2 separate regions of the Homo sapiens genome follow, and region 1 is linked to region 2. Evidence: chromatin contacts called from ENCODE Hi-C or POLR2A ChIA-PET data. All regions are on one chromosome and are shown on one strand. Each heading gives the region's core, a stretch centred on a gene start or an enhancer-like site at or near the end of the contact. The rest is flanking DNA. Distances are from core to core; before and after follow the strand shown.

Region 1 (5,627 bases), core at 541-3,040, 250 kb after region 2:
CAACTTCATTAGCTATCAGGGAAATGAATAAAAACATCAATGAGATGCCACCGCACACCCACCTGAATGTCTGTAATGAGAAAGATGAAAAATACTGCTTAGAAAAGATGTGGAGAAAATGGAACTCTCACATACCACAGTGGGGTATATACCACTTGAGCAAACTACTTTTGAAAACAGTGTGTAGAAAACAGTCTACTAAACCTGCCCCAGCAGTGCCACTCCACTCTTAGATATGGACCTAACAATATTTGTACATATAGCCATGCACTGCATTATGATGTTTTGGTCAGTGACAGGCCACATATACAACTGTGGTCTCATAAGATTATGATACCATATTTTTACTGTACATTTTCTATCTTTAAATATGTTTAGATACATAAGTACTTACGATTGTGTTACAGTTGCCCACAGTGTTCAGTACAGGAACATGCTGTACGGGTTTGTAGCCTAGGAGCAACAGGTTCTAGCATATGGTCTAGGTGTATAGTAGGGTGTACCATCTAGGTTTGTGTTAGTCTGCTTTGTGTTGTTCTCACAACGATGAAATTGCCTAACAATGCATTTCTCAGAACATATCCCTATCATTAAGTGACATATGACTGCATATTTTCTGAAAGACATGGATTAGACTTTTTATAGCAGAACTATTCATAATAGCAAAATAACTGGAAACTATCTAATGTCCATTGCAATAGAATGAATAAATAGAATATTTACACAGTGGAGCACTATACAGAAATAGCATTGAATGAGTTCCAACTACACACAGCAACAGGGATGAGTCTCACAGACATAATGTTGGACTTCTGAGGGGCTGGTATTGCTCTTTCTGTATTTTGAAATCTGGCTGCTTGTTACATGGATGTGTTCAGTTTGTGTAAATCTACTTACATGTGAAAAAAAAGATTTTGAAAACACCTACTTTCTGTGATGTGTTGAGAGGGCAAAAAAAATCCCAGGTCAGATCATGACATCTGCAGTTTTAATGTTCAAGCTCAAGGTGAAGCTATGTTTGGACGTCTATTCCTCTAACTCAGTGGTAGCCAAATTATAGTCTGCAGGCAAAATTTAGCCAGCCATCTCTTCTTGTAAATAAAGTTTTATTAGGGCACAGCCACACCCATTTGTTTATGCGTTATCTATGATTGCTTTCTCCTGACACCAGCAGAGTTGAATAGTTGTGAAATAGTTTGCGTGGCCCCCAAAACCATCTGCTCTGATTGATTGAGAAGCTTCTGATGTTGTTGCATTACTTCTTTGTCCTCTTCACTCCTTGTCCCCTCTTGCCCTAGCTCAGGCCTGTATATCAAGGCCTTTTCCAAATACAGACAAGCTCTGTAATTTTCTGAAGAAAGGACAAATTGGGCCAGTGCCATGCTCGCCATTGCCCTGCCTTTGTCATATGTCTGTTTATTGGGACACAACCCAGGTGTTCCCATGATGTGCACCATGAAATGGAATGATCAGATTGTTCATTTGGCTCATTACTAAGCTGCTTCTGAAGATAAGATTGAATTTGACAACAATGGCAACACAAGTCTTGCAGAACACCTGCACACACTCAAGCTATTTAAGTGGAAAGAGATCTGTAAGTGTAAGTGCATAGTTTTTGGAAAAGAACATCTAGACAGACTCGTTTTGATTATTAACTTCAGTCCTTCTCCAGTACATGATCACAGATGGGCTCTTGATTCCCATGGCTCTGTTTTTAGCTAAGAGTATGTGACACATGCCAGGTGTTTGGCAATTACATCTTGTTGAACGTGGTCACTCATGTGGAAATACAAATATCACTCACTGTTTGAATCAAGAAAATTGTCACTGCCAAACATGTTTCAGATATTCTTTTTTCTGAAGTGTTTTCTCACTGCCCATTTATAACCAGCTGTCTTTAAGTCATTATTTTTCCTTAAGAAAGGACTTATTAAAACGGAAGAAAACAACTTTGGCAGGGATTGTTCAATAGTTAAACTCTAAGTTTCAAGTAAAAACTTTGGCTTTCTTTTCTGCATTCTTTCAAGTCCTTGCTCTGTGACCCTGGGCTTGTTTAGCTTATCTGGGTCTGCCATCTGTAAAAAAAAAAAAATTTAAGTTTATATTCACTCACTTCCTCAAGTGATCTAGTGAATGATTGTTGTCCATGAAGTACTTTTAGACACCTTGCTGAAAGAGATGATGGAATTTCAAAATTAACCCCCGTGACAAGAAGAGCCAGTACATTTCCACTGCCAGCACTTTGTGATAAAGAGTGATTTATGTCCATACATGCTCCCAACTTGCAGAGTATTTTGGAGTGATACAATCATTGTATAATTTTATGCATCTTTACCTAAAGGGAATGAGAAGGAATCTGGCTAAAGAGAAGAATTTTCTATGGGGAAGGAGAAATTGTACAGAAATTCAAAAGGGAAGACTTTAAAAAATTATTTGTTAATTTTTTTTTTGGCTTGTATTGGTTGAAATTTCAATTAAGTCACCAGAAACACATATTGAATACATGTTACATTCAAGGCACTATTGTGGATGCAAAGACATTTTAGAAAATCTCTTTTTGAAATACAAAAAGGTTTTTGGAGTAAGAAACCACAAGTTCAAATCCTGGCTACACCTTTTACTGGATGTGTTACCTTGGGGAGCTTACTTAATTTACCTGAGCCTTAATTTTCTCATCCAAAATTGGAGGGAATCATTATACACCCATCCCTTACTGTTCGAGTGAGGAGAAGGAAATGAAGTAAAGTATGTAAAGTGCTCAATAGAGTGCCTGGAAAGGAGCCAGTAGTAAATACTAGCCATGCGATTGTTGTTGTCGTATTAAAAAGTATTTCACAATTGAATCTGCTTTTAAGAAAAACTTTCCAAAACTTAGATCATAGAAAGATTATAGTGTGCCCTTTCCATGTCATACTAGAACATTATCTTCATGCCCACCTAAGGTACAGTTAATGTAGGCAAACTTGATTTCTTATTTACTTGGTTAGACCCAAGACTTTATAAAATTAGATGACAACTTGTAAAAAATTGATAAACTGAAAGAGATGGGAAGGAGATTTTGTCAGATAGAGATGTAGATGATTTCTTTCCATTAGAAAAGTATTATGGGTTTTCTGCCCCATCTGATATTAAGCATTTTTGTCTCTAGCTTGGAGATCTTGTTTCAGCATTCTTTCTTTCAGAGACTATAAATGCTTAAGGATTAAGCATTCTCCTTTGGACCAGCTATACCATCCTACTGGCTCCTTCATTTGTGAGTTAAATAAATCTTCAAAACATGTTCATTTATTGTAGGTATAACTATGTTTTTAACTTCTTGAAAATTATAATTTGATAGTTTCTAGCCTCATCTTTTCATCTTGTCCTTCTCCTCTTTGAACTTATTAGGAGAGAATAATATTTGAATGTTCCAGGATGCTCACTGAAAGAGCTGAAATTGTCTTGGTATTAGAGGGTTAGGATCTTTCATACAAAAGAGCTATAGTTAAGACAAAAAAAAAAATCATTGTACCTCAGTGCCCAACACACAGTAGATCAAATGTACTCATCCACACGCAGCATAGACTCCAATCCTTAGACATGAACATGCCCTTACAATTTTGAATCCTAAGTGTGTCTACTGTGGACAGCATATAGTTAGATCTTGTTTTCTTTATCCAATCTGATAATCACTGCCTTTTGATTGGATTGTCTAATCTATTTACATTTACAGTTATTATTGAAACAGTTGGATTTATGTCTGCCATTTTGTTTTGTTTGCTTTCTACATGTCTCAGGTATTTTTTGTTCCTGTCTTCCTTCTTTACTATTCTCTTTTGTAGTAAGTTGATATTTTCTAGTGTATCCTTTTAATTCCTTTAATTACATTTTAACTTTTTTAATTTTTTTTTTTAGTGGTTGCTCTGCAGCTTACAATATACATCTTAATTTATTATAATTCACTCCTAATATTCTAACCTAATTCCAGTAAGATATTAAAACTTTATTCCTATATAGCTCCATTCCCTTCCCCTATTTTGTGCTATTGCTACTATATATACCATGTCTGTATATGTTAGAAACCTAAAAATACATTGTTATAATTATTGCTTTACATAATCTTATGTCTTTTAAAGCGGCTGAGAGAAGAAAGGACAGCAAGTATATATTTACAGAGTTTGTTATATATTAACCTTCATATTTATTACTTCTGGTTATCGTCACTTCTTGTGGATTGGAGTTAGCATCTGGTGTCATTTCCTTACACCATATCCTCACAATTTAACTTCTTCATTAGAAGTAGACTTCACAATTTTTATGAGATGTGATAAGAAGTCTTAGACTGTTTCTTGTGTGTGGGGGTGGGGTTCTAGAGAAATATCCATGCCTTACCTAATTCAGTTTAAGACCCTTGTCAATAAGTTTTAAGATATTCTTAAGAATATCTTGTTCTTGGATGTGAGCTCTTCCACATACAGAAGGACAAATACAAATATTTCATTATTACTTATTCCCACCCTGAATCTTTTCTTCCTTAGAAATGCTTTTAAAACATGAAATAATCAGAGGTTTTTTTTATTGACACTAATTTATTTAACAAACTTCAAGGGTTTTGGTAATCTAATGGAATAGCCTTTGACTCTTTGACCTAAAATGTTTTCCTGGGAAGAGACAACTTTGGGCCGGGCGCGGTGGCTCACGCCTATAATCCCAGCACTTTGGGAGGCCAAGTCGGGTGGATCACGAGGTCAGGAGTTCAAGACCAGCCTGGCACACATGGTGAAGCCCCGTCTCTACTAAAAAATAAAAAAAATTAGCCGGGCATGGTGGTGTGCACCTGTAATCCCAGCTACTTGGGAGGCTGAGGCAGGAGAACTGCTTGAACCCAGGAGGCAGAGGTTGCAGTGAGCTGAGATCATGCCACTGCACTCCAGCCTGGGTGACGGAGTGAGACTCTGTCTTAAAAAAAAAAAAAAAAAAAAAAGACAACTTTGTTTTTTGGTAGGGGTGGCTTTTGCTCTCGGTTTTCTTTTTTCCTTAAGTTTTTGGGAATTGTGATAAGCAACTGCACTGTTCATGACCACACTATACCTTTTAATTTTTAAAAGTCTAGCTCTGGTGACTAATTGCTCAGTTTCTCCAAGAGAAGAAGGCCTGAGCTGTCACCTCTAGCAATGTTTACAGTCAGTTGATGAGATGAAGGCAGGGAGAAGAGATCTCTTCTTTGGGTGGCAAAATGGGAAATAATACTAGTGTTTCTCCTCTTCACAAAGAGACCACACTGAACCAATTGTTCAGTAGTGCTTCCCAAACTTCAAGGCGCATACTAATTACCTGGAGCTTAGTTGAAATGCAGATTCTGATTCCAAAGGTGGAGGGTGCAGCCCAGTGTTCTGAAATTTTAACAAGCTCCTGTGTGCTGCAGATGTTGCCAGTGACTGGGGAACCAGACTTTAAGTAGCAAGGGTTAGAGCGCTCATTCTCAAACTTCCTGTACATTACAATCGCCTGGGGGATTTCTAAAAATTACTGATTCCTGGGGCCCATGCCCAGAGATTCTGATTTAATAGATTGTGGTTGTCATAGTAATGTGCAGGCAGGCTGCAGAGTTACTGAGAATTACAAGTTAAAAGTGCAGGAGACTGATC
Region 2 (5,642 bases), core at 1,765-4,264:
CCGTGACTTGGATCGGGGGACCTCCCTTGGGAGATCAATCCCCTGTCCTCCTGCTCTCTGCTCTGTGAGAAAGATGCACCTACGACCTCAGGTCCTCAGACCGACCAGCCCAAGAAACATCTCACTAATTTCAAATCTGGTAAGCGGCCTCTTTTTACTCTCTTCTCCAACCTCCCTCACTATCCCTCAACCTCTTTCTCCTTTCAATCTTGGCGCCACACTTCAATCTCTCCCTTCTCTTAATTTCAATTCCTTTCATTTTCTGGTAGAGACAAAGGAGACATGCTTTATCCATGGACCCAAAACTCTGGTGCCGGTCACGGACTGGGAAGGCAGCCTTCCCTTGGTGTTTAATCATTGCAGGGATGCCTCTCTGATTATTCACCCACGTTTCAGCGGTGTCAGACCACCCAGGGATGCCTGCCTTGGTCATTCATGCTTAGCGGCAAGTTCCGCTTTTCTGTGGGAGGGGCAAGTACCCCAACCCCTTCTCTCCGTGTCTCTACCCCTTCTCCACTTTTCTGGGGGAGGGGCCAGAACCCCTCAACCCCTTCTCCTTCACCCTTAGTGGCAAGTCCCGCTTTTCTAGGGGGCAAGAATCCCCAATCCCTTATTTCCGTGCCCCGACCTCTCATCTCTGCACCTCAACCCCTTATTTCCGTGCCCCGACCCCTTTCCCGCTTTTCTGGAGGTTAAGAACCCTCGAACCCCTTCCCTCCATGTCTCTACTCTCTCTTTTCTCTGGGCTTGCCTCCTTCACTATAGGCAACCTTCCACCCTCCATTCCTCCGTCTCCCTTAGCCTGTGCTCTCAAGAACTTAAAACCTCTTCAACTCACACCTGACCTAAAACCTAAATGCCTTATTTTCTTCTGCAATGCCGCTTGACCCCAATACAAACTTGACAGTGGTTCCAAATAGCCAGAAAATGGCACTTTCAATTTTTCCATTCTACAAGATCTAAATAATTCTTGTCATAAAATGGGCAAATGGTCTGAGGTGCCTGACTTCCAAGCATTGTTTTACACATTGGTCTCTCCCTAGTCTCTGTGCCCAGTGCAACTTGTCCCAAATCTTCCTTCTTTCCCTCCCGCCTGTCCCCTCAGTCCCAACCCCAAGTGTTGCTGAGTCTTTCTAATCTTCCTTTTCTACAGACCCATCTGACCTCTCCCCTCCTCCCCAGGCTGCTCCTTGCCAGGCCGAGCTAGGTCCCAATTCTTCCTCAGCCTCCGCTCCTCCACCCTATAATCTTTTTATCACCTCCCCTCCTCACACCCGGTCTGGTTTACAGTTTCATTCCGTGAGTGGCCCTCCCCGACCTGCCCAGCAATTTCCTCTTAAAAAGGTGGCTGAAGCTAAAGGCATAGTCAAGGTTAATGCTCCTTTTTCTTTATCAGATGTCTCCCAAATCAGTGAGCATTTAGGCTCTTTCATCAAATATGAAAAACCCAGCCCAGTTCATGGCTCGTTCGGCAACAACCCTGAGACGCTTTACAGCCCTAGACCCTAAAAGGTCAAAAGGCCGTCTTATTCTCAATATACATGTTATTACCCAATCCGCTCCTGACATTAAATAAAACTCCAAAAATTAAATTCCGGCCCTCAAACCCCACAACAGGACTTAATTAACCTCGCCTTCAAGGTGTACAATAATAGAGACAGCCAAGTAGCAACATATTTCTGAGTTGCAATTCCTTGCCTCCACTGTGAGACAAACCCCAGCCACATCTCCAGCACACAAGAACTTCCAAACGACTAAACCGCAGTAGCCAGGCATTCCTCCAGAACCGCCTCCCCCAGGAGCTTGCTACAAGTGCCAGAAATCTGGCCACCAGGCCAAGGAATGCCCGCAACCCAGGATTCCTCCTAAGCCGTGTCCCATCTGTGCGGGACCCCACTGGAAATTGGATGGAAATCGGACTGTTCAACTCACCTGGCAGCCACTCCCAGAGACCCTGGAACTCTGGCCCAAGGCTCTCTGACTGACTCCTTCCCAGATCTTCTCGGCTTAGCGGCTGAAGACTGACGCTGCCTGATTGCCTCAGAAGCCCTGTAGACCATCACAGATGCCAAGCTTTAGGTAACTCTCACAGTGGAGGGTAAGTCCGTCCCCTTCTTAATCAATACGGAGGCTACCCACTCCACATTACCTTATTTTCAAGGGCCTGTTTCCCTTGCCTCCATAACTGTTGTGGGTATTGACGGCCAGGCTTCTAAACCTCTTAAAACTCCCCAACTCTGGTGCCAACTTAGACAATACTCTTTTAAGCACTCCTTTTTAGTTATCCCCACCTGCCCAGTTCCCTTATTAGGCCGAGACACTTTAACTAAATTATCTGCTTCCCTGACTATTCCTGGGCTACAGCCACACCTCATTGCCACCTTTTCCCCTAGCTCAAAGCCTCCTTCACATCCTCCCCTTGTATCTCCCCACCTTAACCCACAAGTATAAGACACCTCTACTCCCTCCTTAGCGACCGATCATGCACCCCTTACCATCCCATTAAAACCTCATCACTCTTACCCCGCTCAATGCCAATATCCCATCCCACAGCATGCTTTGAAAGGACTAAAGCCTGTTATCACTCGCCTGCTACAGCATGGCCTTTTAAAGCCTATAAACGCTCCTTACCATTCCCCCATTTTACCTGTCCTAAAACCAGACAAGGCTTACAGGTTAGTTCAGAATCTGCGCCTTATCAACCAAATTGTTTTGCCTATCCACCCCGTGGTGCCAAACCTATATACTCTCCTCAATGCCTCCCTCTACAACCCATTATTCTGTTCTGGATCTCAAACGTGCTTTCTTTACTATTCCTTTGTACCCTTCATCCCAGCCTCTCTTCGCTTTCGCTTAGACTGACCCTGACACCCATTAGGCTCAGGAAATTACCTGGGCTGTACTGCCGCAAGGCTTCACAGGCAGCCCCCATTACTTCAGTCAAGCCCAAATTTCATCCTCGTCTGTTACCTATCTTGGCATAATTTTCATAAAAACACACGTGCTCTCCCTGCTGATCGTGTCCGATTAATCTCCCAAACCTCAATCCCTTACAAAACAACAACTCCTTTCCTTCCTAGGCATGGTTAGTGTGGTCAGAATTCTTACACAAGAGCCAGGACCGCACCCTGTAGCCTTTCTGTCCAGACAACTTGACCTTACTGTTTTAGCCTAGCCCTCATGTCTGTGGGCAGCGGCTGCCGCTGCTTTAATACTTTTAGAGGTCCTAAAAATCAAACTATGCTCAACTCACTCTCTACATTTCTCATAACTTCCAAAATCTATTTTCTTCCTCATACCTGATGCATATACTTTCTGCTCCCCGGCTCCTTCAGCTGTACTCACTCTTTGTTAAGTCCCACAATTACCATTGTTCCTGGCCCAGACTTCAATCCGGCCTCCCACATTATTCCTGATACCACACCTGACCCCCATGACTGTATCTCTCTGATCCACCTGACATTCACCCCATTTCCCCATATTTCCTTCTTTCCTGTTCCTCCCCCGATCACGCTTGATTTATTGATGGCAGTTCCACCAGGCCTAATCGCCACACACCAGCAAAGGCAGGCTATGCTATAGTACAAGCCACTAGCCTGCCTCTTAGAATCTCTCCTCATTTTCTTTCCATTGTGGAAATCTATCATCAAGGAAATAACTTCTCAGTGTTCCGTCTGCTATTCTACTACTCCTCAGGGATTATTCAGGCCCCCTCCCTTCCCTACACATTAAGCTCGAGGATTTGCCCCCACCCAGGACTGGCAAATTAGCTTTACTCAACATGCCCCGAGTCAGATAACTAAAATACCTCTTAGTCTAGGTAGACACTTTCACTGGATAGGTACAGGCCTTTCCTACAGGGTCTGAGAAGGCCACCGCAGTCATTTCTTCCCTTCTGTCAGACATAATTCCTCAGTTTAGCCTTCCCACCTCTATACAGTCTGATAACAGACCAGCCTTTATTAGTCAAATCAGCCAAGCAGTTTTTCAGGCTCTTAGTATTCAAGGAAACCTTTATGTCCCTTACGGTCCTCCGTCTTCAGGAAAAGTAGAACGGACTAAAGGTCTTTTAAAAACACACCTCACCAAGCTCAGCCACCAGCTTAAAAAGGACTGGACAATACTTTTACCACTTTTCCTTCTCAGAAGTCAGACCTGTGCTCAGAATGCTACAGGGTACAGCCCATTTGAGCTCCTGTATAGACGCTCCTTTTTATTAGGCCCCAGTCTCATTCCAGACACCAGACCAACTTAGACTGTGCCCCAAAAAACTTGTCATCCCTACTATCTTCTGTCTAGTCATACTCCTATTCACCGTTCTCAACTACTCATACATGCCCTGCTCTTGTTTACACTGCCGGTTTACACTGTTTCTCCAAGACATCACAGCTGATATCTCCTGGTGCTATCCCCAAACTGCCACTCTAAACTCTTGAAGTAAATAAATAATCTTTACTGGCAAGGCTATGCTGAACCTCCTTAGGCACTCTCTAATTAGATGTCCTAGGTCCTCCCAATTCTTAGTCCTTTAATACCTGTTTTCTCCTTCTCTTATTCCGTTTAGTTTTTCAATTCATACAAAACTGTATCCAGGCCATCACCAATAATTCTAAATGACAAATGTTTCTTCTAACAACCCCACAATATCACCCCTTACCACAAAAACTTCCTTCAGCTTAATCTCTCCCACTCTAGGTTCCCACGCCGCCCCTAATCCCGCTCGAAGCAGCCCTGAGAAACATCGTCCATTATCTCTCCACACCACCCCCCAAAATTTTCACCGTCCCAACACTTTACCACTATTTCGTTTTATTTTTCTTATTAATATAAGAAGACAGGAATGTCAGGCCTCTGAGCTCAAGCTAAGCCATCATATCCCCTGTGACCTGCACGTACACATCCAGATGGCCGGTTCCTGCCTTAACTGATGACATTCCACCACGAAAGAAGTGAAAATGACCTGTTCGTGCCTTAACTGATGACATTGTCTTGTGAAATTCCTTCTCCTGGCTCATCCTGGCTCAAAAGCTCCCCCACTGAGTACATTGTGACCCCCACTCCTGCCCGCCAGAGAACAGCCCCCTTTGACTGTAATTTTCCTTTATCTACCCAAATCCTATAAAACAGCCCCACCTTTATCTCCCTTGGCTGACTCTCTTTTCGGACTCAGCCCGCCTGCACCCAGGTGAAATAAACAGCCTTGTTGCTAACACAAAGCCTGTTTGGTGGTCTCTTCACACGGATGTGCATGAAACCAATGAAAAAAAGACCAAAACAACAACCAAAACAGAAACAAAGAACAACAAAAAACAGCTAAGCAAAGCAAACAATGCCACAATTTATAGGTTGGTGCAAAAGTAATTGTGCTTTTTGCCATTAAAAAGAATGCAAAACCGCAATTACTTTTGCACCAACCTAATATATGATTACCAAGCGCTCTAATGGTAAGGATAAATTAAAACCAGCTGATTGTTAATTTTAACTTTAGCCAAGACAAAAGCCCAATTCAGCTACTTACCTAGGAATGGGGCTCAGGCTGAACACTGCTCTCTACCATCTTTGAAGCAGGAAAAAACTCAAACTCGCCTTCCCTGTTGGAAGTGAGCTGAAATTCCAGAAAGGAGTTACCTGCACTCTTCATC

What was found. Hi-C counts contacts between places; a loop is a spot of excess contacts on that map. ChIA-PET counts read pairs that join two places held with the same protein, here RNA polymerase II (POLR2A). Pooled maps may share reads with other maps.
Region 1: a map of OCI-LY7 shows a loop between it and region 2 (4-fold over the local background). The contact joins the enhancer-like site here to the promoter of TLR8-AS1 in region 2. A Hi-C loop is called at or near these places in 2 of 168 maps with a recorded cell type or tissue (OCI-LY7 and PC-9) and 6 of 50 pooled maps. POLR2A ChIA-PET finds 5 or more read pairs at or near these places in 5 of 52 experiments (H1, HEK293, PC-9 and 2 more).

What each region holds. Positions count from the first base shown.
Region 1 is chrX:13,192,779-13,198,405 of GRCh38, forward strand. No RefSeq gene overlaps it. Among named protein-coding and RNA genes, the nearest start is that of LINC02154, 110 kb to the right of the region's middle. Within about 2 kb of position 1,791, at least 5 of the 41 ENCODE cell types and tissues checked have a DNase peak (open chromatin) inside an H3K27ac peak, as active enhancers do; they include OCI-LY7 and PC-9, where a contact is called at or near this core.
Region 2 is chrX:12,940,286-12,945,927 of GRCh38, forward strand. TLR8-AS1 (TLR8 antisense RNA 1) reads right to left here and starts at 3,015. Exons shown (of 5, transcript NR_030727.1): 1 at 2,893-3,015; 2 at 1,933-2,049.